Regions from separate parts of the Homo sapiens genome. Here all the other regions are linked to region 6. The links are chromatin contacts, found by Hi-C or POLR2A ChIA-PET in ENCODE. All regions are on one chromosome and are shown on one strand. Each heading gives the region's core, a stretch centred on a gene start or an enhancer-like site at or near the end of the contact. The rest is flanking DNA. Distances are from core to core; before and after follow the strand shown. Region 1 holds the start of ZNF83 (zinc finger protein 83). Region 2 holds the start of PPP6R1 (protein phosphatase 6 regulatory subunit 1). Region 3 holds the start of PPP1R12C (protein phosphatase 1 regulatory subunit 12C). Region 4 holds the start of KMT5C (lysine methyltransferase 5C). Region 5 holds the start of ZNF808 (zinc finger protein 808). Region 6 holds the start of MYADM (myeloid associated differentiation marker).

The links. A loop is a pair of places that touch in the nucleus more often than their neighbours do. ChIA-PET counts read pairs that join two places held with the same protein, here RNA polymerase II (POLR2A). Pooled maps may share reads with other maps.
Region 1: a loop to region 6 is called in a map of ascending aorta, with 8 times the contacts of the local background. The contact joins the promoter of ZNF83 here to the promoter of MYADM in region 6. A Hi-C loop is called at or near these places in 1 of 168 maps with a recorded cell type or tissue (ascending aorta), 1 of 37 single-sample maps with no recorded cell type and 12 of 50 pooled maps.
Region 2: a map with no recorded cell type shows a loop between it and region 6 (19-fold over the local background). The contact joins the promoter of PPP6R1 here to the promoter of MYADM in region 6. A Hi-C loop is called at or near these places in 6 of 37 single-sample maps with no recorded cell type and 10 of 50 pooled maps. POLR2A ChIA-PET finds 5 or more read pairs at or near these places in 1 of 52 experiments (activated CD8-positive, alpha-beta memory T cell).
Region 3: a loop to region 6 is called in a map of sigmoid colon, with 8 times the contacts of the local background. The contact joins the promoter of PPP1R12C here to the promoter of MYADM in region 6. A Hi-C loop is called at or near these places in 3 of 168 maps with a recorded cell type or tissue (aorta, ascending aorta and sigmoid colon) and 14 of 50 pooled maps.
Region 4: a map of CD8-positive, alpha-beta T cell shows a loop between it and region 6 (31-fold over the local background). The contact joins the promoter of KMT5C here to the promoter of MYADM in region 6. A Hi-C loop is called at or near these places in 2 of 168 maps with a recorded cell type or tissue (B cell and CD8-positive, alpha-beta T cell), 2 of 37 single-sample maps with no recorded cell type and 12 of 50 pooled maps.
Region 5: a map of ascending aorta shows a loop between it and region 6 (7-fold over the local background). The contact joins the promoter of ZNF808 here to the promoter of MYADM in region 6. A Hi-C loop is called at or near these places in 1 of 168 maps with a recorded cell type or tissue (ascending aorta), 2 of 37 single-sample maps with no recorded cell type and 11 of 50 pooled maps.

Annotation. Positions count from the first base shown.
Region 1 is chr19:52,634,736-52,639,747 of GRCh38, forward strand. It overlaps ZNF83 (zinc finger protein 83), which reads right to left and starts at 3,620. Exons shown (of 3, transcript NM_018300.4): 1 at 3,577-3,620; 2 at 331-418. It overlaps LOC137778871 (a long non-coding RNA gene), which reads left to right. Exons shown (of 3, transcript NR_197425.1): 3 at 1-844. It also overlaps the pseudogene LOC124904757. RefSeq lists enhancers at 2,548-3,066, 3,067-3,584, 3,338-3,457 and a silencer at 3,668-3,867.
Region 2 is chr19:55,256,640-55,261,525 of GRCh38, forward strand. It overlaps PPP6R1 (protein phosphatase 6 regulatory subunit 1), which reads right to left and starts at 2,378. Exons shown (of 24, transcript NM_014931.4): 1 at 1,796-2,378. RefSeq lists silencers at 458-651, 1,836-1,895, 2,066-2,165, 2,296-2,575, 2,482-2,776 and enhancers at 1,626-2,600, 2,606-2,805, 2,836-2,885, 2,966-3,015.
Region 3 is chr19:55,114,800-55,119,202 of GRCh38, forward strand. It overlaps PPP1R12C (protein phosphatase 1 regulatory subunit 12C), which reads right to left and starts at 2,838. Exons shown (of 22, transcript NM_017607.4): 1 at 2,424-2,838. The coding sequence starts at 2,744. RefSeq lists enhancers at 1,234-2,069, 1,424-1,473, 1,874-1,953, 2,914-3,193 and silencers at 2,384-2,483, 2,504-2,583, 2,774-2,853.
Region 4 is chr19:55,338,262-55,343,187 of GRCh38, forward strand. KMT5C (lysine methyltransferase 5C) reads left to right here and starts at 1,615. Exons shown (of 9, transcript NM_032701.4): 1 at 1,615-1,696; 2 at 3,533-3,785; 3 at 3,954-4,119; 4 at 4,481-4,590. The coding sequence starts at 3,676. RefSeq lists enhancers at 1-533, 534-1,307, 1,617-1,686 and silencers at 1,707-1,766, 3,012-3,191.
Region 5 is chr19:52,524,614-52,529,610 of GRCh38, forward strand. It overlaps ZNF808 (zinc finger protein 808), which reads left to right and starts at 3,055. Exons shown (of 5, transcript NM_001039886.4): 1 at 3,055-3,098. RefSeq lists enhancers at 1,674-2,500, 2,501-3,328.
Region 6 is chr19:53,866,623-53,870,585 of GRCh38, forward strand. MYADM (myeloid associated differentiation marker) reads left to right here and starts at 1,261. Exons shown (of 3, transcript NM_138373.5): 1 at 1,261-1,321; 2 at 3,132-3,216. MYADM-AS1 (MYADM antisense RNA 1) reads right to left here and starts at 2,485. Exons shown (of 3, transcript NR_184033.1): 1 at 2,287-2,485. RefSeq lists enhancers at 66-1,041, 2,151-3,064, 3,065-3,963 and a silencer at 2,817-2,876.

The DNA of each region.
Region 1 (5,012 bases), core at 2,370-4,869, 1.2 Mb before region 6:
GAGTTGACAGAGCATCCAGATGTGGCCCCTGAACAATCCCTGCTGCCCAACAGCACTGACACCACGGGACCCTCACCCCGTCTCCATCCATGTCTGGGTGTGGGCCCTTACCAGGACCATGCCCAGTGCAGCCTCTTCCCAAGTTCATGTGATTGGGTCACAAGAGATGGAATCTAAGTGAGATGAGAGGGACTGAGGGAAGGCATGGGTGAGTGTGAGCAAACCTGTCAGGCAGGACACTTCTTGAGACCCAGAGAAGATTCCCAACTCCAAGGCCCAGGGTTTCTGAAAGGAAAGAGACAGAACAATCCACCGAGAATATCATCTCACCTGAGGAAGAACCATTCCTGACGCCTTTGCTTTCCTCTTCCCCTTCCGGGTTTCTTCCTCATGTACCAAGAGTCCTTAGAAGTCAATCCTGAATGTTAAAAATATGTTGTTTATTGCTCAGAATCAATACACCCCATTCCTGTAACATAACAACACATACAAAGGAGACCTCACCCTGAGGAAATATGGTCCCCTCTGCTGCCCACTGCACCAGAGACGATAAACTCCTACAGGAAAACTCCCGCACCCTTCTGGAGAAGCCCACACCACACCCTTCTGGAGGAGTCCACACACGCTGCAGCAGTGGGGAGCTGGGCTGGAATGAGCTCCTCTTCAGGGCGCAGACCCAGCCCTGACCAAACCCCATGCAGAAACTGGGTGCAGTGGCTCATGCCTGTCATCCCAGCACTCTGGGAGGCTGAGGCAGGTGGATCGCTTAATCTCAGGGGTTTGAGATCAGCCTGGGCAACATGGTGAAACCCCATCTTTGCCAAAAATACAAAAACATAGCCAGGCATGAAGGTACACGTCTGTGTGTCTATGTTCCCAGCTACTTAGGAAGCTGAGGAGACAGAATCGCTTAAGCTCAGGAATTAGAGACCAGCCTGCCAACATGTTGAAACCCTCTACTAGAAATACAAAAATTGGGCTGGCCACAGTGGCTCATGCCTGTAATACTAGCACTCTGAAAGGCCAAGGTGGGCAGATTGTTTGACGTCAGGAGTTCGAGAGTAGCCTGGGCTACATGGTGAAACTCCATCTCTACTAAAAATACAAAAAGTAGCTGGGCTTGGTGGGCGTCTGTAATCCCAGCTAGTTGGGAGGCTGAAGCAAGAGAATCGCATGAATCTGGGAAGCTGAGATTGTGGTGAGCCGAAATCACGCCACTGCACTCCAGCCTGGGAAACAACAGGGAAATTCCAACTCAAAAAAAAAAAAAAACTATGTAGACCACGTGCGGTGGCTCTTTCCTGTAATCTCAGTACTCTGGGCGGCCAAGGCAGGAGGATACTTTGAGCCCAGGATTTTGAGACTAGCCTGGGAAACACAGTGAAACCTCGTTTCTACAAAAAAAAAAAAAAGAAAGAAAAAGAAAACTAGCCGGGCTTCTTGGTGGCTCATCACTGTGGTCCCAGCTACTTAGGAAGCTGACGTAGGAGGATTACTTGAGCCCAGGAGGACCAGGCTGCAGTTAAAGATCATGCCACTGCATTCCAGCCTAGGCAATTGGCCAGACCCTGTCTCTTAATGTTAGTTAATTAATTAAGTTAAAAATTATGTGTTAACAGAAAGGGATTTTTTTCTCACTTCACTGCCCCACTCCCTACCCCACTCTGGGAAAAGGGAACAGAGTGACTCACAAGTGAATAAGTCACTCCACTGTAGCTGAATAGGGATTCCAAGTGGAAGCTAACCTCTGAGGCCAACATTCATAGAATGTACATGTCTTATAGATAGGATTCTTAAAATTCTCAATCTCATCTGTATAATTTAAGCAGTTTTAAGTTACTAGATTATATACAAAGAAGTCAAATGTCACAACTAATCGTATCCAATGAACTCACCCACTCATCTAAACCCAAAGTCCTCCGCCCCTTTTTTTCTTTTGAGACAGGGTCTTGCTCTGTTGACCAGGCTGGAGTGCAGTGACATGATCTCGGCTCACTGCAGCCTGGACCTCCTGGGTTCAAGTGATCCTTCTGCCTCGGCCTTCAGAGTAGCTGGGATTACAGGTGCACACTATCATGCCCGGTTGTTTTTTTTTTTTTTTGGTAGAGATGGGGGTCTCACTATGTTGCCCAAGCTAGACTCGAACTCCTGTACTCAAGCAATCTTCTTGCCTCAGTCTCCTAAAGTGCTGGGATTACAGGCGTAAGCCACTGCGCCCAGCCCATCTTTCTTCATTACTGTGCTTCCCTCCCTAATTGTGTACATATCTCTCATTCTCCCCTTCTCTCTCTAGCTCTTGTTTTCTTTTCTTTTTACCTGGCATTCTGCTCCTCATTTTGTACCCCTCTCCTCTCCTGCTGTTTATCCCCTTCTTCCCTCTATTCCTTCTCTTCCACCTCTTCTGCTCCATCCTCGCAACTTACCTAACTTCTTGCTGTTCCTTCTCCCCAATCGTTCTATCGTCCTCAATCTTGATATATTTCCGCCTCTTCTCCCATCTCTGTGCATCCTCTGCTCTCCCTGTTAAATTCCGTCTTCCCTGTTATACCCCCTGTCCCCAATATGTGGAACCACAGATCCCCAGGTGTCCTCCCTGCTGTGGTTCTCCCTCTGTTCTCCTTGCCACCAGCACCACTCTGCTCTGTCTGCCCTGGCTCCAAATCCCTCCTCCTCTCCCTCACTCTGATGAGATTCCCTCTTTGCTGCCCCTCTCCCTACCTTGCTGTCCTTCATCTCTCTGTACATCTAGGTTTCTCTACGTTTCTCCAGTTACTTTTCTCCTCCTGCTTTCTTTTTTTTTCTTTTCACTTTTGCTGTCTCTTGACAAATCCATCACCCACCCTCTACTTTGCCCTCTGTTATGGGTCTTTCTCATTCTTTTCTCTGTCTCAGCTTTTCTACTGCTCTGTCTCCCAATGCCTTTGGCCGACACAATCACAGGAGGGTTTGGATAAGACGCCTGCATCCCGGAGGAGCTCGTTTTCCGGGGGCTGGAGCTGGGCAGGCAAGAACACCCCGTGTCACAGGACAGGCCCCGGGTACCTCCCCAACGCGGGTTCAGGGGAAGAGGTGACTGTGGAGGAGAGACCTGTGGAGCAGCAGGGCCCGCCACGAGGAGGGAGGTGGGGGGGAGACGGCGCCTTAAGACAAGGTTGGGGTCTGCAGGATTCCAGGACCAGGCAAAGTACGCGGCCTCCCTGGGACTGGGGCCCTGGCGCTGCGCTCCAGTGGCCTACGAAGGCGAGGGTGGGAGGCGCCCAGGGCGGGAATCCAGCTCTCGGGTGAGGACTTTAAAAAGCGAGGGGCGGGAGGAGTCAGAAAACAGTTTTGAGCAGGAAAACTACGCGACAGGAAGTGTATACATCGCCCTACAGCAGAAAGACCGGGGACAGCCCAGCCTCAGGGCGACTTTAAACCCAAAAGGAAGCGATATCCGGACTCTCATGGGGACGTCTCAATTTGTCCTGGGTGAAGGAAGAAGGGAGAGAATTTCCAGGTCTGTGGGGACCCCACGTCTCAGGTACAGCAGCGCCGGGGACCTGGTAAGCGCAGACTTAATAGAAGAGCGAAACTCACCGCCACGGTGTAACTTTCACTCCACATAATCCGCTTCCGGGTTTGCGCGCATGTGCGCGCGCAGTACAGAAGCCAGGTCTGGGCGGGGCCCGCGAGGTGGGCGGGGCCTGGATGAGGTAGGGGCGGGGTGGGAAGCCGAGAGACTTTCCCCTTTAGAACCAGCAGTGGGCGGGGCCAGGGCGGGACCTGTGAGTCTCTCAGCATCGTTCCCAGCGCAGAGGCATTTTTCGGGTTTTGGAGGCGAGACCGGCCAGGAAGGCTGAGGCATGATTCAAAAGCCCTGGAATTATCTGGAACGGGGATGCAAACTAGAATGTGAAATGCAAAGCCCTGCCTGGGCGGAAGGTACAATTTCATGCTGATAGCCCACAGAACCGAATAGAAATCCTCTCCCTTTCTATTCTCCATTCACTTGGGAGAGAGTCCACGCTGTGCTCAGCTTTAGAGACTCAGGCCACTGCCTGAGATGCAGGATGGAGTGCTCAGGCCAAGGATGGGTGAGGTCACCACCTGCGGCTTAAACACAGCTGGGATATGGGCGCGGGAGTGGGAGCCTGAGGTCCCAGCTATTCAGGAAGCAGCGGCGGGAGGATCGCCGAGCCTGGGAGTTCAGGCCAGCCTGGGCGACAAAGTAACACCCCCTCCCGCAGGGCTCCCTTCCTCGTCTCTCTCTCTCTTTTCTTTTTTATAATAAAATTTTTGATGATGTTACATAGGGATCCAACATTATTCTTTTCCACGTGGATATCCAGTTAGTTGTCCCAGCGTATTTGTGTAAGAGATCTATCAGTTTCTTTTTTTGTTTCTTGAGATGGAGTTTTGCTCTAGTTGACCAGGCTGGAGTGCAATGGCGCGATCTCTGTCTCCCAGGTTCAATCGATTCTCATGCCTCTATCTCCCAAGTAGCTGGGATCACAGGGATGTGCCACCATGCCCTGCTAATTTTGTATTTTTAGTAGAGATGGGATTTCTCCATGTTGGTCAGGTTGGTCTCAAATTTCCGACCTCAAGTAATCCGCCCGCCTCGGCCTCCCAAAGTGCTGGGATTACAGGTGTGAGCCACCGCGCCCGGCTTATTTTCTTTTATATATTTAGTTTTTTCTATTTTTTTTTTTTTTTTTTTTTGAGGCAGAGTTTTCTTTTTTGGCCAGGCTGGAATGCGGTGGCGAGATCTGGGCTCACTGCAGCCTCTGCCTCCTGGGTTGAACCGATTTTCCTGTCTCAGCCTCCGGAGTAGTTGACATTACAGACGCGCACAACCATGCCCGGCTAATTTTTGTATTTTCGATACAAACGAGGTTTCACTATATTGGCTAGGCTGGTCTCGAACTTCTGACTTCAAGTGATCTGACTGCCTCAGCCTCTGAAAGTGCTGGGATTATAGTCATAAGCCACACTTCCTGGCCCAAAAAATATTCATTTCTTTACTCTTTAAA
Region 2 (4,886 bases), core at 1,128-3,627, 1.4 Mb after region 6:
GAGCAAGACCCAGTCTTTACAAAAAATACAAACATTAGCCAAGCGTGGTACAAAAACACAAAAATTGAGCAAGCATTGCAGGACGTGCCTGTAGTCCTAGCTACTTAGGAGGCTAAGGTGGGAAAATCACTTGAGTCCAGGAGTTCAAGGCTGGGCAAACGAGCAAAACCCAGTCTCAAAATCATCAACATCAAAACAGCTACTGATTGCAGAGTGTCATGTGCCTTGCATTCTGCCACAGGCTTCTACAAACCCTGCACTTAATCCCTAGATCCACCCTCTGAGGAGAGCAGTCTGCTATCCCCACTTACAGACGAGGAACAACTTGTCCAAGGTCTCGCTTGGCAGAAGCCGGACTCGGCCTAGGTCTGTCTGGCAAAAGATCCTCTAACAATTAGCTGGACTGCCTTCTCATGATCCCAATCCCAGAACTAGAGTTAAAAAAAAAAAAAAAAAAAAAGCATAACATTTTCAACAGCACAAGCAGCTCCAACAGCCATCCCACCACTAGTAAGCACACGTGGCCGGGCGCCGTGTCTCCATGTGTGTTGTGCATGTATGTAAACCAAGTCCTCATCCTGTGTTATCCAGGCAATCTCGAGTCCTTGCTGCATTTGCAGCGCACGCTAACAGTTAGACCCTCGCCCTTGGGCTGGATGAAATCCCACTGCAGTTTCTCTACAACTGTGAACCCAGTACCGCACCTGACAGTCTACGCAGCTTCCTTTCCTGAAACATCTTGCCTTTCAGGCGGGTGTCTATGGTCATGTCTGTGTGTACTACGAGCGAGCAAGAAAGACCCCAACCAGAGGTCCCATTCGAGGCCTGGATAAGCACGCCGGGCGGAACTACTCTGCCCCTCACCCTCCCAATACATCTGCACTCAGGACTCCGACCTTCCTTCCTTGACATATCTGCACGTGCTGCTCCTTCCCCCCCCGGAAGGCCCTTCTTCCCACTCTCCATCTGTCACCTCCTACTCATCCTTCCTAGACAGAAAAAGCCGTCCGTCCAGTCAGTCTCACCAGTGCCTCCCGCTCTGTGGCCCCCTGCAGCTCCCTAAGTCACCTCGATCACGACACGCAGGAATTGTGACTGTCCGGCTCTGCCTTTGTACCCCCTCCAGGGACCGGCCCCACCTCCAGGGCAGGGCCTAGGGCTGATGCCCCCTCCTCGGTGCCCAGCGCCAGGCTCCCTGCCTGCCCTCAGCAGGCTTCATCTCACTGAAGCAGGCCCGAGTGGTGGCTGCTCCAGAGAAGCCCCGCTCCCAGGTCCCTCGCACAAGAAGCCGGAGGCGGGAGAGGGTCGGTCAAGGTGAAAACAAGCCCCGCTCCTCCAGTCCTGAGCTCCGGGGATCTAAGGAGGCTGCGCCACGGAAGAGGTGGCGGGGCAGAGATCGGGGCGAGAGGGAAGGGTGTAAGCAGGCAAAGTCCAGGGTAACCAGGGAGAAAGACTCCTGGGGGGCCGGGGAACCGGCCAGAGAGGCAAGAGAGCGGAGCTGAGGCTCAGGGACTGGGGAGCGCAGCTGCAGAGAGCGAGTGGGAAAAGGCCGAGAGCAAGAGACTGAGACTAGGGTGGCGGCGGAGCTGAGGTGAAGAGATTAAGAGACTGGGGAGGGTCGAGGGGGAAGAAACGGGGTGCCGTGGAGAGGAAACCCGAAGGAAGGAGGGAAAGGATCCGAAGCAGAAAAGACCCGCGGGGGTCCCGAGAGGGAAAAGCCTGAGGGGACGCGGAGAGGGGAAGACGTGGGCGCCTGGCCCTGGAGAGAGAGGGTCGGGCGACGCGGGCCGCTCACCTGCGAGGGGGGGCGGCGGCTCCTCGCACTCGGGGCTCATCGGGGCGCCCCCCCCCGCCCCGCCGCCGGCGGCTCCGGCCCCTGCTGCGGGGCCCGGTGAGTGGGGGCGGGGGCGGCGTCGGGGACTCGCGCAGGCGCCGGGGCTCGCGGGGTCCGCGCAGGCGCCCGCGGGTCGTGGGGTCCTCGCGCGCCGGGTCCTGCAGAGTTGAGGGGGTCAGCGCCGGGTGGAGTTGCCGACGGGCGGGGGGCGTCACTAGTCCGCGTAGGCACCTCCGGGGTCCGCAGGCGAGGTGGGCGTGCGGGCCGAGGCGGGTTGGCGAGCCGGGTCGCGAGGCCCACGCAGGCGCCTCAGCCGGGAAGACGGGGGAAGTTGCCCCGGTTTCCACAGTCCAACCGAGCGCCCCACGGGAGGGGAAGGCGACCTCCTCCGCGGTCCAAACGGGCCGCAGAGCCGAGCAGCGACCGACGGAAGCCGAGGCCTACTTCCTTAACCACCCCTTCCCCAAAGCCGCTCAATCTCCGGGCTCTGCGGCCGGCCTCAGGGCCTCCGACGCCCGGCTCCCTCCGCCACTATCCCACAATCCCCCTAGCGCAGGACGACGCAGGAGGCCCCGCCCTCCCGCGGCTGTGTTGGTGCGCAGGTGCGGGGGGCGGGGTGCACGCCTGGGCGGTGCAGTGCGCGTGCGCCCGGGCGCTCCCGACACCGCCCACTCTTGAACCCCGCCGCCGCAGACGCGCTTGCGCCCGTTGGTGCCAACGGTCTGCCCCGGAATAAACCCAGACAGCTCAGTGAGCCGCAGCTGCGCACCGGCTCCGTTCCAAGGCCCCGTGAATATTCCGCTCCAGGATTTCCCTTCCCACTCGCTCCGTTTGGAAATCCGTTCGCTGTTCTGTCTCCTCTAATCATAGTGGAGCTTTGGCTCCAGGGTCGGGCTCTTGCGAAATCCAGACCTGGTTTTCGCTCCAGCCAAAGCCAGGCGCCTTCGTTCCGTCCGGCTCTCGCGCTTAGCCGCCTCCGAGCCTCAGAGGCCCTCAGTCGTTTCCGTCTGCTGGCGATAGTCCCGGCCGGGTCGCTGGTGTTGCCAGTTCCGCCCAAAGCAGCTTCTAATAGCATCAACTGAAAGAGACCTCCTAGACCTTGTGTCTAGATTGATGAAGGTCCCTCTGGCTTTGAGCCTCGGTTTCCCCAACTTTAATAGCTCCCCTCTCTACCCATGTTAGAGGCCTACTGTAAAAATCGTGTGGGCGCGAGGAACTTTTTTGTTTTTGTTTTTGTTTTAAGACTCCGAATTGGCCGGGCGCGGTGGCTTACGCTTGTAATCACAACACTTTAGGAGGCCCGAGGCCGGAGGATGGCATGAGACCAGGAGTTGGAGACCAGCCTGGGCAACCTAGGGAGACCCCCGTCTCTACAAAAGAAAATTTAAAAAATTAGTTGGGCCTGGTGGCCCGCGCCTGTGGTCTCAGCTATTCGGGAGGCTAAGGCAGGAGAATCGCTTGAGCCGAGGCTGCAGTGAGCCGGATTGCACCACTGCACTCCATCCTAGGAGACAGAGCGAGAACCTGTCTCAAAAACAAAGGGCCCAGCGTGGTGGCTCACGCCTGCCTGTACTTGAGCTCAGGAGTTCAAGACCCCACGCCTATAATCCCAGCACTTTGGGAGGCCGAGGTGGGCGGATTGCCTGAGCTCAGGAGTTTGAGACCAGCCTGGGCAACACAGTGAAACCACGTGTCTACTAAAATACAAAAAATAGCCGGACGTGGCGGTGTGCGCCTGTAATCCCAGCTACTCAGGAGGCTGAGGCAGGAGAATTACTTGAACCCGGGAGGTGGATGTTGCAGTGAGCCCAGATCAGGCCACTGCACTCCAGCCTGGGTGACAGAGCGAGACTCCGTCTCGAGAAAAAAAAAAAAAAAAAAAAAGAGCAAATTCACCCCTCCTTTGCCCTCTTTGTTCTATTGAGACCCTCAATGGATTGGATAATGCCAGCTCACACTGGGGAGGGAAGATCTTTATTCAGTCTACCGATTCAAATGCTAGTCTCTTCCAGAAATACCCTCATAGACACACCCATAATGTTTTACCAGCTATCTGGACATCCCTTAGCCCAGTCAACACCTGAAATGAACCATCACAGAGAGGCATTTCCTTTTCTCTTTTTTCTATAGAGATGTTTTGTCTTTTACCCAGCATTTGGCTTCCTTGTTTTCTCCACAATATGATGGCATCATTGCCACACTGTTTTAACACAGAGGTCAGGAACTGAGGGATAAGGATGTGGCTATAGTCCCTACCCTTCAAATGGAAGCTGGGAAGCTGTGGGGGCTTTAATGACTGAAGTCTGGATTTCCACCCAGCAGAACTCACAGATATACATTGTGTTTGCATTAGAATTGAAACTTTTTTTTAAGAGACAGGGTCTGGCTCTGTCGACCAGGCTGGAGTGCATGGCACGATCACAGATCACTGCAGCCTCGAACTCCTGGGCTCAAGCAATCCTCTCGCCTCAGCCTCCCGAGTAGCTGGGACTACAACTGGAACTTTTTTCTTGAGACAGGATCTCAGATCCTGCAGCTACCTCTCAATTTATCCTGGATTTAGGAAGAGGAGTGATAAAAACCAATCCAAATAGACTCAAAAATCCCAGATCCACCAGAACAATCCACACAAAAGGAATGAGTCTGACATCAAATTGTCCTAGGAAACCAGGATACAAGAAAGAGGAGGATTGGCCGGGCATAGTGGCTCACACCTGTAATCCCAGCACTTTGGGAGGCCGAGGAGGGTGGATCACCCTGTCAAGAGTTCAAGACCAGCCTGGCCAAGATGGTGAAACCTGGTCTCTACTACAAATACAAAAATTAGCCGGGCGCGGTGGCAGGCGCCTGTAATCCCAGCTACTTGGGAGGCTGAGGCAGGAGAATCTCTTGAACTCGGAGGGTGGAGGCTGCAGTGAGCCAAGATCGGGCCACTGCACTCCAGCCTGGGCAACAGAGTGAGACTCCCGTCTCAAAAGAAAAAAAAAAGAAAGAAAAAGAAAAAGAAAGAGGAGGATCGCTCTGGAATTAGTCCAGCTGTGAATCCTGGCTG
Region 3 (4,403 bases), core at 1,588-4,087, 1.2 Mb after region 6:
GCCTGGTAGACAGGGCTGGGGTGGCCTCTCGTGGGGTCCAGGCCAAGTAGGTGGCCTGGGGCCTCTGGGGGATGCAGGGGAAGGGGGATGCAGGGGAACGGGGATGCAGGGGAACGGGGCTCAGTCTGAAGAGCAGAGCCAGGAACCCCTGTAGGGAAGGGGCAGGAGAGCCAGGGGCATGAGATGGTGGACGAGGAAGGGGGACAGGGAAGCCTGAGCGCCTCTCCTGGGCTTGCCAAGGACTCAAACCCAGAAGCCCAGAGCAGGGCCTTAGGGAAGCGGGACCCTGCTCTGGGCGGAGGAATATGTCCCAGATAGCACTGGGGACTCTTTAAGGAAAGAAGGATGGAGAAAGAGAAAGGGAGTAGAGGCGGCCACGACCTGGTGAACACCTAGGACGCACCATTCTCACAAAGGGAGTTTTCCACACGGACACCCCCCTCCTCACCACAGCCCTGCCAGGACGGGGCTGGCTACTGGCCTTATCTCACAGGTAAAACTGACGCACGGAGGAACAATATAAATTGGGGACTAGAAAGGTGAAGAGCCAAAGTTAGAACTCAGGACCAACTTATTCTGATTTTGTTTTTCCAAACTGCTTCTCCTCTTGGGAAGTGTAAGGAAGCTGCAGCACCAGGATCAGTGAAACGCACCAGACGGCCGCGTCAGAGCAGCTCAGGTTCTGGGAGAGGGTAGCGCAGGGTGGCCACTGAGAACCGGGCAGGTCACGCATCCCCCCCTTCCCTCCCACCCCCTGCCAAGCTCTCCCTCCCAGGATCCTCTCTGGCTCCATCGTAAGCAAACCTTAGAGGTTCTGGCAAGGAGAGAGATGGCTCCAGGAAATGGGGGTGTGTCACCAGATAAGGAATCTGCCTAACAGGAGGTGGGGGTTAGACCCAATATCAGGAGACTAGGAAGGAGGAGGCCTAAGGATGGGGCTTTTCTGTCACCAATCCTGTCCCTAGTGGCCCCACTGTGGGGTGGAGGGGACAGATAAAAGTACCCAGAACCAGAGCCACATTAACCGGCCCTGGGAATATAAGGTGGTCCCAGCTCGGGGACACAGGATCCCTGGAGGCAGCAAACATGCTGTCCTGAAGTGGACATAGGGGCCCGGGTTGGAGGAAGAAGACTAGCTGAGCTCTCGGACCCCTGGAAGATGCCATGACAGGGGGCTGGAAGAGCTAGCACAGACTAGAGAGGTAAGGGGGGTAGGGGAGCTGCCCAAATGAAAGGAGTGAGAGGTGACCCGAATCCACAGGAGAACGGGGTGTCCAGGCAAAGAAAGCAAGAGGATGGAGAGGTGGCTAAAGCCAGGGAGACGGGGTACTTTGGGGTTGTCCAGAAAAACGGTGATGATGCAGGCCTACAAGAAGGGGAGGCGGGACGCAAGGGAGACATCCGTCGGAGAAGGCCATCCTAAGAAACGAGAGATGGCACAGGCCCCAGAAGGAGAAGGAAAAGGGAACCCAGCGAGTGAAGACGGCATGGGGTTGGGTGAGGGAGGAGAGATGCCCGGAGAGGACCCAGACACGGGGAGGATCCGCTCAGAGGACATCACGTGGTGCAGCGCCGAGAAGGAAGTGCTCCGGAAAGAGCATCCTTGGGCAGCAACACAGCAGAGAGCAAGGGGAAGAGGGAGTGGAGGAAGACGGAACCTGAAGGAGGCGGCAGGGAAGGATCTGGGCCAGCCGTAGAGGTGACCCAGGCCACAAGCTGCAGACAGAAAGCGGCACAGGCCCAGGGGAGAGAATGCAGGTCAGAGAAAGCAGGACCTGCCTGGGAAGGGGAAACAGTGGGCCAGAGGCGGCGCAGAAGCCAGTAGAGCTCAAAGTGGTCCGGACTCAGGAGAGAGACGGCAGCGTTAGAGGGCAGAGTTCCGGCGGCACAGCAAGGGCACTCGGGGGCGAGAGGAGGGCAGCGCAAAGTGACAATGGCCAGGGCCAGGCAGATAGACCAGACTGAGCTATGGGAGCTGGCTCAGGTTCAGGAGAGGGCAGGGCAGGGAAGGAGACAAAGTCCAGGACCGGCTGGAGGGGCTCAACATCGGAAGAGGGGAAGTCGAGGGAGGGATGGTAAGGAGGACTGCATGGGTCAGCACAGGCTGCCAAAGCCAGGGCCAGTTAAAGCGACTCCAATGCGGAAGAGAGTAGGTCGAAGGGGAATGGTAAGGAGGCCTGGGGCAGAGTGGTCAGCACAGAGTGGCTAAGCCCAGGGCCAGTTGAAGCGGCTCCAATTCGGAAGTGGGGTGGTCGAAGGGGAATGGTAAGGGGGACTGGGACGGGGTGTCAGCATAGGGTGGCAAAGCCCAGGGCCAGGAACGACGGGGCGGATCGAGACTGGCAACGGGGAAGGAGGATGCCCCAGGTGGCGCAGCAGAGGGTGGACCTGGCCCCGGGAGACGCCGGGCGGGGGGCGCTGACCTGGTGCAGGGCGCTGATACCGTCGGCGTTGGTGGAGTCCAGCACGGCGCGGGCGGGCGGCGGCGCGGCGGGGTCGAGCTCGGCGCCGGGGCCAGGGTCGGCGGCGCGCAGCATCAGACGCGCCTCGTCCAGGTCGCCGCCCGCACAGGCCGCCAGGAACTCGGCGGCGCGCTCGAAGCGGACGGTGCGGGCGCGGCGCTCTCCGGGGCCAGGCTCGGCGCCCGCCCGCGCCCCCCACTGCCGCAGCTGCTCCCGTCGCCGCTCCCGGGCAGCCGCCGCCGCCGCCCCCGGGCCAGCCGCCGGGCCATCCTCTCCGGACATCGCACCGCCCGCCCGCCCAGCGAGCGAGCGAGCGCCGAGCCCCAACCGCCGCCACCACCCGCCCGCCCGCCCGCCCCGGGGGCCGCCGGGAACTGCCGCTGGCCCCCCACCGCCCCAAGGATCTCCCGGTCCCCGCCCGGCGTGCTGACGTCACGGCGCTGCCCCAGGGTGTGCTGGGCAGGTCGCGGGGAGCGCTGGGAAATGGAGTCCATTAGCAGAAGTGGCCCTTGGCCACTTCCAGGAGTCGCTGTGCCCCGATGCACACTGGGAAGTCCGCAGCTCCGAGGCGCCCAGTGGAAATCGCCAGATGAGGGCCTCCTCCGGGGAATGCTGGGAAATGGAGTCTACAGGCCGGAGGGGTGCCCCACGGCATACTAGGAAGTGTGTAGCACCGGGTAAAGGGGATGAATAGCAGACTGCCCCGGGGCAGTTAGGAATTCGACTGGACAGCCGCGTGGGAGGGAGTGCGGGGAGAGGCAGAGTTGTTTTGTTATTGTTGTTTTATTTTGTTTTCTTTGTTTTGAGACGGAGTCTCGCTCTGTCGCCACGCTGGAGTTCAGTGGCGCGATATCGGCTCGCTGCAACCTCCGCTTCCCAGGTTCAAGCAATTCTGGCTCAGTCCCCAGAGTAGCTGGGATAACAGGCGCGCGCCACCCCGCCCTGCTAATTTTTATATTTTTAGTAGAGACGGGATTTCACCATGTTGGCCATGATGGTCTTGATCTCTTGACCTCATGATCCGCCCGCCTCGGCCTGTAATCCTGCTGGGATGACGAGCGTAAGCCACCATGCCCAGCTGGGTTTTATTTATTTTGGTTTTTTTCCTGACCCCTTAACTAGAAATAAGCTCCACGAGAGCGGGATCTTTTGTCTTCTGTGCACTACTTGTCCTCGGTTCTTAGAACAGAACCTGAGAGAACCTGATCGCAAATATTTTTGGAATGAATGAATGAATGGGTTCACCAGGGCACCATGGGAAACTGAGTCCGCAACCTAGAAGCCATGAAAGACAGTCCACTTCCAAGCTTCCCTGGGTGACCTCGCAGGGCATGCTGGGAAATGAAATTTGCGGTGAAAAGGTCAGGACCACGATCCTAGGGCACGCTGGGAAATGTAGCCCACAGGGCCACACCCCTAAAAGCACAGTGGGGTGCAAGGCAGGGCCCCAAGGCATTTAGGGCTCGGGGCAAGAGAAATCCACACTCCACTCCCTAATGGTAATCCCTGAGCCACACCGAGTAAAGGAACCCAAGACACAGTGTCCACAGGGACAGGGCTCTCAGAGCTTTCACTGGCCCGCGCTTCTCCTGCGCCCACCCGGACCTCCTGGGAACCGCCCAGGCCCTCGCGCGCTCTCAAGGCATGCTGGGATTGGTGGTCCCGGGCAAGGAGTTCCAGCAGGTGGGGGGCGAATCACCTTTCAGCGGGCCCAAGCGATGAGCACACCTTGATCTTCACCTTACGGATCCCGCGCCCAACTCAAGATTGGGAAGGTGGCTGGCACTTTGTGACAGGAAGAGTCCCATAAAAATCATACAGAAAAGGGCCAAAATCGGGACAGAGACTACAGACTGTTTCCCAAGCGCTGTGGGAGTTTCCCACCCACTCTGAAGTCCTTGGGTTTGCGCGGAGACGTAAACTGCGCATCCCACGAGGCCT
Region 4 (4,926 bases), core at 365-2,864, 1.5 Mb after region 6:
AACCTGGGCGGCGGAGGTTGCAGTGAGCCGACATCGCACCATTCCACTCCAGCCTGGGCAACAAGAGGGAACTCTGTCTAAAAAAAAATTAGCCAGGGGTGGTAGTGCATGCCTGTAATCCCAGCTACTTGGGAGGCTGAGGCAGGAGAATCGTTTGAACCTGGGAAGCAGAGGCTGCAGTGAGCCGAGATCACTCCACTGCACTCTAGCCTGGGCGAGAGAGCGATACTCTGTCTCTGTCTCTCTCTCTCTCTCTCTCTCTCTCTCTCTCTCTCTCTCTCTCTCTCTCTCACACACACACACACACACACACACACACACACCAAAACACCAAAAACAGCACACCAAAACAGCACCTACTCTGTGGCATGCATTGTTTTAAGTGCCCACGATCTATAGCTGTACAGTGGAGCGCATGTCTGACAGTGATCCTATATGTGTAGACACACAAGCGCCTACATTGTGTTACCGGACAGTAACATGCTGCACAGCTGTGTGGCCCAGGAGCCGCCGGCCACCTTACAGCCCAGGTGCCAGCAGCCCTGCCACGTAGGTGTGAGTGATGTTGCTCTAGGATGCTGGCAGGATGACGACATCGCCTGAGCACGCACTGCCCAGATGGTATCAGTGTCGTTAAGGGAAGAATGGCTGTGGCGAAACAAACAAACAAGCAAACAAAGACCGCCTGTTCTGAGTGTGGAGCTTATTATTCTCGGCGTAATTATGATGAATTGTTAGTTACGTTTGCCTCTAGGATTGAGGTAGGGGGGGTGATCCCAATTAGGGGGTGCCCCAGGGGAGCGCCCCAGGAGTCAGGGCTTGTCTCAAAAGTCCCCACTCCTCCCTCAGCCTCCCCTCCCTCCATCCGACCCCGTTCATATCGCGGGAAGGTCCCACAGAGTGCGTGTGGATACTCCCAAAACGCAACGGTGTAAACGGGGAGGGAGGGAGAGAGACTGAGGAGCCCTTTGTAGCCAGGCAGAGCTGTCAATAAAGTTTCGTCGCCTTGGTAACCGCAGGCCTCGCGGGGCGGGAGGGGAGAGGGATGGCGGTGCGCGCGCATTCACCGCCTCCCTCCCGCCGGGTCTGGCTTTCTCCCTCCTGTGGCCGAAGCTTTCCTCGGAGAAATAGAAGAGGGAGGCCGCGACTCTATGGTGATGGACGGAGGCCTTACCCAATGGAAAGAGGAGCTGTCCCAAGGCCAGGCAATCATATACGACTACTGGAGCTGGCAGAGCCCGCCCTCTTTCCACTTGGACCTGAATAACCCGACCCAAACCGAGTTTCGCCCGGAGAGACTGCGCTTTCGGCCAATGAGTGCGTCGATTTCGAGCCCCAGTGTGAGCGAAGGCGGGACAAGTCTCCATGGCAGCGACTAAAGGACAGCGATGTGAACCACTGACAACAGTTCGCGGCGTTTGACGGCGGCGGGGGCGTGGCGGGGTTTTATCTGTGTATTGACGAGAGCCGGGCGCGGAGGGAAAGAGTGGGGCTTGGCCAATGGGAGCGCCGTGAGCTTCGTAGCAACGGAGGAGTGGCGGTGGCTGTGGCCAATAGAAAGCCTCAGTGGCCTTGGCGGGGCTGGCCCGGAGAGCAGATGGGAGGTGCGGCGACAGTGTTTGACGAGAGCCGAAGGAGGCTGTGGGAGGTGTTGGCGGCGGCGGCGCGGGCGCCTGAGGAGGAGGAGGAGAAGCGGGTGAGGGGCGGCGCGGGGCCCGATCTCTGAGCCCCTTCACGGCCCCAGCCCCGCGCCGCCTTGGCTCCCCAGTCGCCCCCTGCCCCGACTGCCCCCCACCCCGCCCGGCCCCTCCTCGTGTCCAGGCGCCCACGTCTCCCGGCCCCTCGCCGGGCCTCGGGCTCCGCGGCACTGCAGCCTCCTTCCTGTGCTTCCTCACCCGGGCCCTGACCCCCTTCTTACGTCCACGGCCCTCCCTGCATCCTCAGGGCCTCTCCCTGACCTCTTGTCACTCTCCAGGCCTCTCCCTGCACCCCCCAGGGCCTTTCCCTGACCTCACCCTCCAGGCCTCTCCCTGCACCCCCAGGTCTCTCCCTGCACCCTCAGGGCCTCTCCCTGACCCTTCTCTCACCCCCGGGACCTCCCTGCACTCCCAGGGCCAATCCCCGACCTCCTCTCACCCTCCAGGCCTCCTTCTGGACCCTCTAGGTCTTTCTGTGCCCTAGAACCTCTCCCTGACCCCTCTGTCCCTCTCCTGGCACTCCCTGGACCCTGAGGTCGGCCTCTGACCCTCCAGGTCCCTTGCCCTGGGCTCTCACCGCCTACCCAGGCGCCTCCCTGGGTCCCCAGGCCCTTCCCTAGGGTCTCCCTTTCCTGGATCCCCCAGGACCCCACCAAGCCCGTTTGGATCCCTGGGCCCCTGTCCGCCCTCTCAGGCCCTTCACTCACTGGACACCCAGGATCTTCTCCGCCATCCCTGGACCGCCCCCCGACCCAGGTCTCCCGTCTGGCTCCTCCCTGAGTCCCTAGGCCATTCCCCGCTCTCTGTCCTCCCTGGCACCCCCATCCCTTCCTCACACCCCTCTGAGCGCCCCCAGGCCCGGCTGCAGCCTTCTCCCTCCCACAGCCCCCTGCCGTGCCCACCGCTGTGCGTTTCTCTCCTTGCCCCCAGCCCCCTCTCCAGCTTCCCCGCTGTCCCTGGCGTCCTCCTGCAGCGCCCCCTCTTTCTCTCCCGCAGCCTCGCAGTCTGTCCCCGACCCCTCCACAGCCGTCTCTGCAGCTCCCGCTCCTTGCCCTGCCCCATCTCCTCCTCTCCTGGGCGCGGATGAGCCTCGAGCGCCGTGGTGCGGGGACGAGGCTGGCCCTCCGTCCGGGTTAGGGGTTTGGGTGGTTTTCTTCATCTCTCCGTTCTCTCCTGGCTCCGCTTTAAAAAAATGTTTTTGTAAATATTGACCTGTGCTGCCTCCCCATAGTCTTCCTTTGCTCCCCTCCCCACCCCCGCTTTTGTCCTCTGAGCCCCCCTCCCCTGGAATCCTTGGAGAGGGAGCAGGTGCTGGGATCCCTCCCCTGCCCTCCCTCCCGTCACCCGCCTCCAGGCTGCCTGGGGCTTCACCCGGAGCCTCCTGACCACTCCCGAAGGCTGCCGGGGAGGCAGGGGGCGGAGACCGAGGCTGGGTCGAGGTGGGGGTGGAGGGCGGGACCTCGGGCTGGCGGGAAGCTTTGACTTTTCCTCCTTGAGGGCTAGAGGTGAAGCGGCTCCCCACGGTGCTAAGCCTTTAGGGTGATCCCGGCTGCCAATCAGTCAGCCTTCTCTGGGCCCAAAGAGATGTGTGTGTGTAGGGGGTCTCTGTACATATGGGCAGGGGCATCTGCGTGTGTCAGTCTGAGTGTGCATGGGTGTGCATGTGGGGGTTGTGTGTTTAGGGGGGATCTGTGTCTGCGCTGCGGAGCAAGAGCAAGAGCTAAGGCGATGGCTGACATGGCTCTGGGCTTTCCCTACTCTCAGAAGTACTTGTTGCATTCCATCTTCGCCAGCGGCCTGGTGAAGTCAGCACTGCTTTTCTCCCCATTTTGCAGATGAGATCGTGGGGCTCACCAGCGTCCCCCATGGCTTCTGAGTAGCGTGGGAGTGGAGTCAGCACCAAGCCAGGCTCCCCGCGCCTGCCTTGCCCTCACCTGCTCCTGCTCTCTGCCAGAGGCAGCATGGTCCGCAGGGCACCATGGGGCCCGACAGAGTGACAGCACGAGAACTGTGCGAGAACGACGACCTGGCCACCAGCCTCGTCCTGGACCCCTACCTCGGTTTCCGCACCCATAAGATGAACGTCAGGTGAGGTGGCCTGGGGGCGAGGGTGGGCCCGAGGGGTCAGGACCCCTCCCCTTGCACCGCTGCCGCCCCTCGGCCCTCTCCTTAGCCTGGTCCTCCCCTCAGCTCCAAGTGGGGGTTGGGGCCGGGGCCCGGGAAGGCCCTGGGACCCAGGCATGCCCTCTCCCCCAGCCCTGTGCCCCCCCTGCGGCGACAGCAGCACCTGCGCTCAGCGCTGGAAACTTTCCTGAGGCAGCGGGACCTGGAGGCTGCGTACCGGGCCCTGACGCTGGGAGGCTGGACGGCCCGCTACTTCCAGAGCCGGGGCCCGCGGCAGGAGGCTGCCCTCAAGACCCACGTGAGGGCGCCCTCCCCTCCCCCGCCCTCACCGCGTGTCCTCCCCGCTCACCGGGCCTGGTCCCGCCTGGCAGACGCTCTAGAGTCCCTCAGCGCAGCCCCTGGGGCCCCCTGACTTCCTAGCCCTTGGGACCATCTGAGGCAAGGCTCAGAGAATCCTAGGAGAGGAGAGTTGGGGGGGCCCTCTGAGATGTAGTCCAACCTCTTCATTTGACGGATGAGGAAACTGAGGCCCCGAGAGGGAACATGAGGCCCCCAAGACCACACAGTGAGTCAGTGGCATGGCAGGCCTAGAGTCCTGGAGAGAGAGGGCCAAAGATGCCCCTGCCCCGCCTCCTCACCCCCACCCTCACCCTCACCAGGTCTATCGCTACCTCCGTGCCTTCCTGCCGGAAAGTGGCTTTACCATCCTGCCCTGCACGCGCTACTCCATGGAGACCAACGGGGCCAAGATCGTGTCCACTCGTGCTTGGTAAGAGGGCAGGACTCCCTGCAGGTATCCTTGGAGGAGACAGAGCTCAGAGGGGACAAGAGAGACCCTCTGTTCATGGACTGGCCAACCGGGGAAAAGCGAGGGGCCTGGTCCTCCGGGCATCCTAGGAAGGTGGTGGGGCTAATCCCGGAAGACCTTTGTGGCTACCGTGGTGCCGCTGGAGCAGGAGACCCCGGATGTGACCCCAGGGTTCCTGGGGCTTCCAGGAAAGAACTAGGCTTCTGGTCAGGGCCGTGCTGTCCTTACCTCCTTGTGACCTGAGCCCCCACCACATGTTAAACACCCCTGAGTGCAATGAGGAGCCCCTGCCCCTGC
Region 5 (4,997 bases), core at 1,805-4,304, 1.3 Mb before region 6:
TGAGAGGAATGTGGTCATGCAACCAGAGTCCAGTGGAATGCAGGCGCAACTTCTAAGAGTTTTCCTGTAAATAATTTGGAAAACTGGCCATGCACAGTGGCTCACGCCTGTCATCTCAGCACTTTGGGAGACTGAGGCTGGCAGATCACGAGGTCAGGAGACAGAGATCATACTGGCCAACATGGTGAAACCCCGTCCCTAATAAAAATACAAAAATTAGCTGGGCATGTTGGTGCATGCCTCTAGTACCGTCTATTCTGGAGGCTGAGCCATGAGCATAGGGAGTCGGAGGTTGCAGTGAGCCGAGATTGCGCCACTGTACTCCATCCTGGCGACAGAGCGATTCTCCATCTCAAAATAAATACATAAATAGCAATAAAAATAAAAAAAATAATTAGGAAGACTAAGCAGCCCCAGCGATATGACCTCCTCAGAGCATTGTGCCTTCTTACGCAGTGATAAAGTAACCTTCCTTGAAGTGTATCAATCCATCACCAATCAACTTGCTGCAACCTATGCACTGGTCTTGAATGGAAAACGTGGTGATTCTGCTAAAGCATCTCTGTCTTTCCCTGTGTGTGAAACCTTAACGTCTCTACTTTGGAACGCTGATCCCATTTATTTGGAGTTGATGTTTCCAGGTGGCTTTCTTCAAGCTTTGTGTTCACATTAACTCTGTACTTAATCATATATTTTAAATTTTATTATTTACTGCTGACATCAATTTCTGTCGTATGGTAGGCGCCTGACCAGAGAGGGCACCTGTCGCCATGTTGTAAAACTCAAACTTGCCAAAAAGACATGGGTTAGGGTTTCTTCCCCTCCCTCGGGATGAAGCTAGTTAGCTGACACAGATGGTCACCTCCATTACCAAGTAGAGCCAGGATGAACTATGTGCGACCAAGGGTGTTGTCAAGTCCTCTTCCCTGAGGACTGATTAGTGTTTATCTTGAAAATATGTCCTTAATGGGTTGTATAGAACAGTGAAGTTTCTTTCTCTCTTTTCAACCTCTTAGCTGTTTGCCTCTATTTCCCATCACATTCTGGTCAAGGCTTATTGATTTATTTATTTAGAGACGGAATCTCTTCTGTCGCCCAGGCTAGAGTGCAATGGTGCGATCTCGGCTCATTGCAAGCTCCGCCTTCTGGGTTCACGCCATTCTTCTGCCTCAGCCTCTCCGAGTAGCTGGGACTACAGGCGCTGGGCACCACGCCCGGCTGATTTTTTTTTTTTGTTTTTTTTGAGACCGAGTCTTGCTCTGTCACCCAGGCTGGAGTGCAGTGGTGCTATCTTGGCTCACTGCCAGCTCCGCCTCCTGGGTTCACGCCATTCTCCTGCCTCAGCCTCCCCAGCAGCTGGGACACAGGTGCACGCCACCACACCTGGCTAATTTTTTTGTATTTTTAGTAGAGACGGGGTTTCACCATGTTAGCCAGGATGACCTCGATCTCCTGACCTCGTGATCCGCCTGCTTCAGCCTCCCAAAGTGCTGGGATTACAAGCGTGAGCCCCCATGCCCGGTCCTAAGGTTTATTTATTAACAAAATGGTTTTTATTTCTTTCTCTGTTATCGTCGTGGAGATGATTTCTCATTTGGGATAATATTTTTTAGTTTTCAATTATATTTTGTCAACATTTAAAAAGCAAAGTAAAGAATATTTCTTGGGCCAGGCATGTTGGCTGACGCATGTAATCCCAGCATTTTGGGAGGCTGACACAGGCAAATAACTTAAAGTGAGGAGTTCGATACCGGCCAGGTCACCGTAGTGATACCCCGTCTCTATGAAAAATACAAAAATTAACCGGGCATCGTGGCACGCGCCTGTAATGCCAGCTGCTCCCGAGGCTGAGGCAGGAGAATCGCTTGAACCCAGGAGGCAGAGGCTGCATTGAGTTGAGATCTCGCCACTGCACTCCAGCCTGGGCAACAGAAATACTGTGTCTCAATAATAGTAATAATAATAATAATAATAATAAAGTAATAGATCTCTTCCACAAATGTGCTGGGACAACTAACTGGATATCCACATGGAAAAGAGTAATGTTGGATCCCTATGTCACACCATCAAAAATTTTATTTAAAAAAGTTTTTTTTTTTTTTTTAAAAAGGGAAAAGGCCCGGGCGCGGTGGCTCACGCCTGTAATCCCAGCACTTTGGGAGGCCGACGTGGGCGGATCACCTGAGGTCGGGAGTTCAGCCTGGCTAACATGGTGAAACCCTGTCTCTACTAAATATACAAAATTAACTGGGCATGGTGGCGCATGCCTGTAGTCCCAGCTACTCGGGAGGCTGAGGCCGGAGTATCGCTTGAAACCAGGAGGCGGAAGTTCTAGTGAGCTGGGATCACTCCACGGCACTCCAGCCTGGGCGACGGAGTGAGACTCTGTCTCCAAAAAAAAAAAAAGGGAAAGAGAGAGAGAGAGACTAGGAAGGGAGACCTGCCGCAGTGGGTGTTACTTTGTCGCCCAGGCTGGCTTGGGACCCCAGGCTCAGCAATTCTCTCCGTTGCTTCCTGAGTAGCTGGGACCTGAGGCTCCCGCCCCCGCGCCTCTGCTGTGTTTAAGCAGCAGGTGGTGACCTCACTCCTTCCTGGCCTAAGCACTCCGTCCCGCACCCCTGGCGGTGGCTTTAAGGAAGTCTCTGAAGCTGAGCTCAGGGTGGACTCTCCCTCCCTAGTGAATGGAGATAGAAAGGGAGAGGACATCTATTCTGTTCCGTGGGCCGTCACCATGACATCGTACATGCCGCCCAGGCAGGGCTTTGCATTTCACATTCTAGTTTGCATCCCGGTTCCAGACAATTCCAGGGCTTTGGAATCATGCCTCAGACTTTCTGGCGCTCTCGCCTCCACAACCTAAAAACAGAGACGCTAGGAGAGAGGCTGAAAGACGCGCAAGTCCCGCCCCGGCCCCGCCCCGGCCCCGCCCTCTGCCGGTTCTAAAGGGCAAGGTCTCAGCGCCTCGCGCCCCGCCGCTACCTCGCCCAGGCCCCGCCCACCTCCTCCCACCTCCCGCCCAGGCCTGGCTTCCGTCCTGCGCGCGGAGATTAACGCAAACCCGGAAGCGGATCGGGTGGAGTGAAGGTCACGTCGCCATGGTGAGTTTTGCTCTGTGTTGCATTAAGTCTCCGCTTCCCAGGTCCCCGCCGCTTCTGTCCCTGGGACGTGGGGTCCCCACAGACCTGGAAATTCTCGCCCGTCTTCCTTCGCCCAGAGCAAATTGAGACAGCCCAGTGAGAGGCCGGGTGTCGCTTCCTTTCGGGTTTAAAGTCGTCTGGAGGCTGGTCCCGTCCCGGGTCTGTCTGCTATAGGGCAATGTATACACTTTCTATTGCGTAGTTTTTCTGCTCAAAACCTTCTTCTGACTCTTCCCTCCTCGCGCTATTTAAAGTCTTCACCCACGAGGTGGATTCTTGCCCGGGGCGCACCTCCCAGCCACCCCTCGTCGGCCCCTGGAGCGTCGCGCCGCAGCCCCAGTCCCAGGGAGGCCGCGTCCTCTGCCTGGTCCTGGGATCTTGCAGACCCCATCCTTCTCCCAAGGCGCCGTCCCCCCTCCTCCCACCTCCCTACTCGTGCCAGAGCCTGCGGCTCCCCAGGTCTCTCCTCCGCAGTCACCGCTTCCATTGAACCCACACTGGGAAGGACGCAGGGCCCTGTCCTGTGACATGGGGTCTTCTTGCCTGCCGAGCTCCAGCCCTTGGAAAACGCGCTCCTCCGGGATGCAGGCGTCTTACTCCAAACCCTCCTGCGATTGTGTGGGCCGAAGGGATCAGGAGACAGACAGCAGTAGAAAACCTGAGACAGAGAAAGAATAAGAAAGGCCCATAACAGATGGCAAAATAGAGGATTGGTGAGGGATATGCCAAGATATGGTGAAAGTGGAAAAAGAAAGCAACAAAATACCTAGAAAAGCAGGTGGAGAAAAGCAACTGGAGAAATGTAGAGAAAAGCTAGATGTACACAGAGATGAAGGACGGCAAGGTAGGGAGAGTGGCAGCAAAGAGGGAGGCTCATCAGAGTGAGGGAGAGAGGGAGGGATTTGGAGCCAGGGCAGACAGAGCAGAGTGGTGCTGGTGTCAAGGAGAACCGAGGGAGAAACACAGCAGGGAGGACACCTGGGGATCTGGGGTGACACAGAGTGGGGACAGGGGAGTATATCAGGGAAGAGAGAATTTAACAGGGAGAGCAGAGGAGGCGCAGAGATGGGTGAAGAGGCAGAAATAGATGGAGATTGAGGACGATTGAAAGATTGGGGAGAAGGAGCAATAAGAGGTTAAATAAGTTGCGAGGATGGAGCAGAAGAGATGGAAGAGAAGGAATAGAGGGAAGAAGGGGGATAAACAGCAGAAGAGAAGAGGGGTACAAAATGAAGAGCAGAATCCCAGGGAGAAAGAAAAGAAAACAAGAGCTAGAGAGAGAAGGGGGAGAATGAGAGATATGTACAGAATTAGGGAGGGAAGCGCAGTAATGAAGAAAGGGGGGCTAGGCACAGTGGCTCACGCCTGTAGTCTCCACACTTTAGGAGACTGAAGCAAGAGAATTGCTTGAGTCTAGGAGTTCGAGACCAGCCTGGGCAACATAGTGAGACCCCTATCTCTGCCAAAAAAAAAAAAAAGGAAATAACGGGGCATAATCGTGTGCACCTGTACTCCCAGCTGCTCTGGAGGTGGAGGTAGGAGGATGACTTGAGCTCAGGAGGTCCAGGCTGCAGTGAACTGAGATCATGCCACTACACTGCAGCCTGGTCAACAGAGCGAGATCTTGTCTCAAAAGAAAAAATGGGGCGAGAGACTGGGTTTAGATCAGTGGATGAGTTCATTGGATATGATTAGTTGTGACATGTTGACTTCCCTGTATATAATCTAATAACTAAAAACTTGTTTAAATTATACAGATTGAGAATTTTAAAATTGGTGTCTATAAAACATGTACATTCTATAAATCTTGGCATCAGAGGTTATGTTCCACTTGGAATCCCTATTCAACCAGAGGGAAGT
Region 6 (3,963 bases), core at 11-2,510:
CCTTCCCCTCTTGCAGGATCCGTGAATCCAGAGCCCCAAGCCCCAGCCCCAGCCCCATCCTCATTAAAATTCTGAGTCCCTCCCTCCATCCAGGAGTCAGGAATGTAGGCCAAAAATATCGCTGCCTTCCAGACCCAGGCGGCTAGGCTTGCAACACCTGCTCGGAAAACCCGAGTCTGAGCTTTAATGGTTCTATTATGATGATCATGATGATTTATTTTTAATAGAGCAGAGTCTCCTTATGTTGCCCAGGCTGGTCTCGAACTCCTGGGCTCAAGGGATCCTCCCTCCTCAGCCTCCCGAAATGCTGGGATTACAGGCGTGAGCCACCGCGCCCAGGCCTGATTGTTCTTTTGAGCCAAGAATCTGGGCCTCAGCCTAGGCATCCTGTGGAGCCCAGGAATCCGGGCCCCCAACTGCTACCGCGCTAGCTCCCAGGAATTTTGCCCCCAACACACCCCACCCCTATCCACTGTGATATCTGAGACCTGCGTCCAGCCCGAGTCCCTTACCCTGCGGCGCCCGGTGCCAGTGGGTACTAGGGGAGCATTTTGCCGCCCCTTCAAGTCCTTAAATACAGGAATCTAGCCTCTGTTTCTTGGGGAGACCCATCAGTCAGGGATCGTAGCCCAGAACCACCTAAAGCCCAGGAATACTGCTCTCAATTCTGCTCTCCCTCAGGGCTCCAAGAGACAGAGATCCTAGCCCCCCCATTGAACTGAGGGGCCTGGTCCCCCAATCCGCTGCGACCCAGGTGTCTAAGGTTTCATCCGGCAAGGAAGGGGTGGGGGCGGAACAGACCAGGAAGGAGGGGGTAGGAAGGGAGCGGAAGAAAGGAGTGAGGTGAGACGGGGGCGGGGACCTGAGCTGGGGGGCTCTGCACTAAACAAACCCTAAACATGCGGGGTTTCTATGGTAACGGTCTTCCCTGGCCTACCCGGGAGACTCCTCTAGGGCTGTGTCGAGGAGGGCAGCCCCCAGGAGTCTCCACGCCGCCAGCTGTTGTGTCTTCCTGTTTTGTCACCACGGCAACCGTGACCTCAGCCCTCCACCCTGCTCACTGGGGTGGGGCGGGAGCTCCACGCTACTTTTACTCTGGGGGGCGTGGTCTGCTCTTGGCCCCGCCTCGGGGCGGGGCTGGGATAGCCCAGACTCGGGGAAGTCCCTGTCCACCGCCCTAGCCGGAGCTGCGCCCCGCCCCGGCCCCGCCCCCGTCCCGCCCGCGCTGGCTCCCCAGCCCTCCAACCCCACCCAGCCCTCAGACCCTTCCAGCTGCCGCTGTCGTCTTTGCTTCAGCCGCAGTCGCCACTGGCTGCCTGAGGTGAGGTTGTGGGGACCCCAGAGGGCATAAGCAACAGTCTAGGGTCTTTATGGCCAGAGAGAGGAATGGGCTGGGTCTCAGAATGTCTGGGTCCCTAGAAAGACTGGGGCTGGGCCAGGATTCTTGGGGTTCTGCAGAGGAGAGGGCTGAGGACCTGGACTGTGGAGGTCATACGTCTGGAAGAGTGGGGAAGGGGACCTGGACTCCGGGGTCTGAGGGAGGAGGGGCTGGGGGTCTGGACTCCCGGGTCCGAGGCAGGAGGGGCTGGGGGGTCTGGACTCCTGGGTCCGAGGGAGGAGGGGCTGAGGGCCTGGACTCCTGGGTCTGAGGGAGGAGGAGCTGGGCCTGGACTCCTGAGTCTGAGGGAGGAGGGGCTGGGTCTGCGGGAGTAGAGAGATGGGGACTCGTAGGTGCCCTAGTTGGAGGCTGGAATCTGGTACGTGGAGGTCCTTTAGGAGGGGAAGCGCTTAGGGTTAGGTGTCCTGGGTTTGGGAATGAGAATGGAAGGAATTCAGAATTACTGACCCCTCCCCATCCAGGGGACAGACAGAATCGGAACTTTGGGCTCCTGAAAGGCCGAGGGAGGGGGGTGTTAAGATCCAGCCCCGTGCTTCCGAAGTGCAGAAGGAGCTGGGAAAGGAGGAGAAGACAGGGCTGCGTCCCGCACCTCTGGGTGCCGAGAGCCGAAGCTGGGGTTCCGGGGCCCGATTCTCAGCGTGAGCGATGGGTGTGGCGTCTGGAGTGGACGAGGGAGGACACTGAGGGGCTGGGTGTGGCCCGGAGAGTCGGGTGCGCTGCGAGGAATCCCGGAGGGGTGTTTCCTCACCCTCCAGGGTCTGGCTGCGCATTCCTGAGCTCTGATCTCGGGCGATGGCTGGAGGCCCTAAGGGCGGGGTGGACCCCTCCCCTCCCCTCCCCTCGGCGCGCCCCCCTCCCCTGCGCGCCCCCCTCCGCGGCTAGCCCACCTTCCGCGGGGGACAGAATGAGTGACGCCCTCGCTCGTCCTCCTCCCCTGCTTGGGACGGGGCAGTAGCCCGCCTTCTAGAGCACGGGACGCTGGGCCAGTCCCGATTTCCTTCTCCTTCGAGGGTCCTGGAGGGGCGTGGGGGCAGGCAGTGTCTGGCTCCGGGTGGAGCCTCCCAGGTGCTCCCGCAAGCCCCGAATGGCGATTAGGGAGGCCGTGGGAGGCGTAGCTGGGCCTCGGGCCTGACGCCAGCACCGCGTGCAGTTTCCGGCCTGGAGCCTGAGCCCCTCAGAGGCCCGGGTCCCTGCCCACTCCGGTCTTAGAGATGCTCTTGGGGGGGCTCTCAGCCCATGTTTATAGGGATCCAGAAATGCAGGCCTCCAACCCTGAGAGTCGGGGTCCCCACCCCCCGGAAATCCGGGAGAGGGCGGGCAGCCCCGGAGGCGGGCGGGGGTCCGGGCACCGCCTCCTGGTCCCTGACACATTCCAGATGCCTGGGCCGACTCGAAGCCCTTATAAGGCGCGGAGACACCGGCTCTGGCTGGGCCGCCCGCCTCCACAGCCGCCGCCCAGGGTTCTCCCGCCACTGCCGCCCGCACCCCCGCCCCCGCGGGGTTAAGATCACACACGCGCCCACGCCGGCCCGCGGGGCGTGCACTTTCGCTGGGTTCCGTCCGCCGCAGCCCAAACAGTTAACTGAACGGGGAGGGGAGGGGGCGGGGCTTACCCGGGGTCACCGCCAGGGCCCTGCTGGGTTCCACGCCACGTTCCTGTCTCCGCAGGGCGTTCGATCCCTAGAGGGAGGAGCCTGTCCAAACGGACGCTAACGGCCTACCTCCCCCTCAGGTGCTCTTACAGCCTGTTCCAAGTGTGGCTTAATCCGTCTCCACCACCAGATCTTTCTCCGTGGATTCCTCTGCTAAGACCGCTGGTGAGTAGGCAGCGGGCCTGGACTCCGGGGTCCGAGGGAGGAGGGGCTGGGGGCCTGGACTCCGGGGTCCGAGGGAGGAGGGGCTGGGGGCCTGGGCTCCTCGGTCCGAGGGAGGAGGGGCTGGGGGCCTGGGGGCCTGGGCTCCTGGGTCCGAGGGAGGAGGGGCTGGGGGCCTGGGCTCCTGGGTCCGAGGGAGGAGGGGCTGGGGGTCTGGACTCCGGGGTCCGAGGGAGGAGGGGCTGGGGTCTGGACTCCTGGGTCCGAGGAAGGAGGGGCTGGGGTCTGGACTCCTGGGTCCGAGGAAGGAGGGGCTGGGGGCCTGGGCTCCTGGGTCCGAGGGAGGAGGGGCTGGGGTCTGGACTCCTGGGTCCGAGGGAGGAGGGGCTGGGGTCTGGACTCCTGGGTCCGAGGGAGGAGGGGCTGGGGGCCTGGACTCCGGGGTCCGAGGGAGGAGGGGCTGGGGGCCTGGACTCCGGGGTCCGAGGGAGGAGGGGCTGGGGTCTGGACTCCTGGGTCCGAGGGAGGAGGGGCTGGGGGCCTGGGCTCCTGGGTCTGAGGGAGGAGGGGCTGGGGGCCTGGGCTCCTGGGTCTGAGGGAGGAGGGGCTGGGGTCTGGACTCGTGGGTCTGAAGGAGGAAGGATTAGGTCCTGGGCTCCTAGATCCTGGGAGAAGGACCAGGAAGCTTGGGCTCCAAGGAATAGGGTCCCAGACACTGAGGTATCTGAGGAAGAAGCGAGTCCAGGCCCT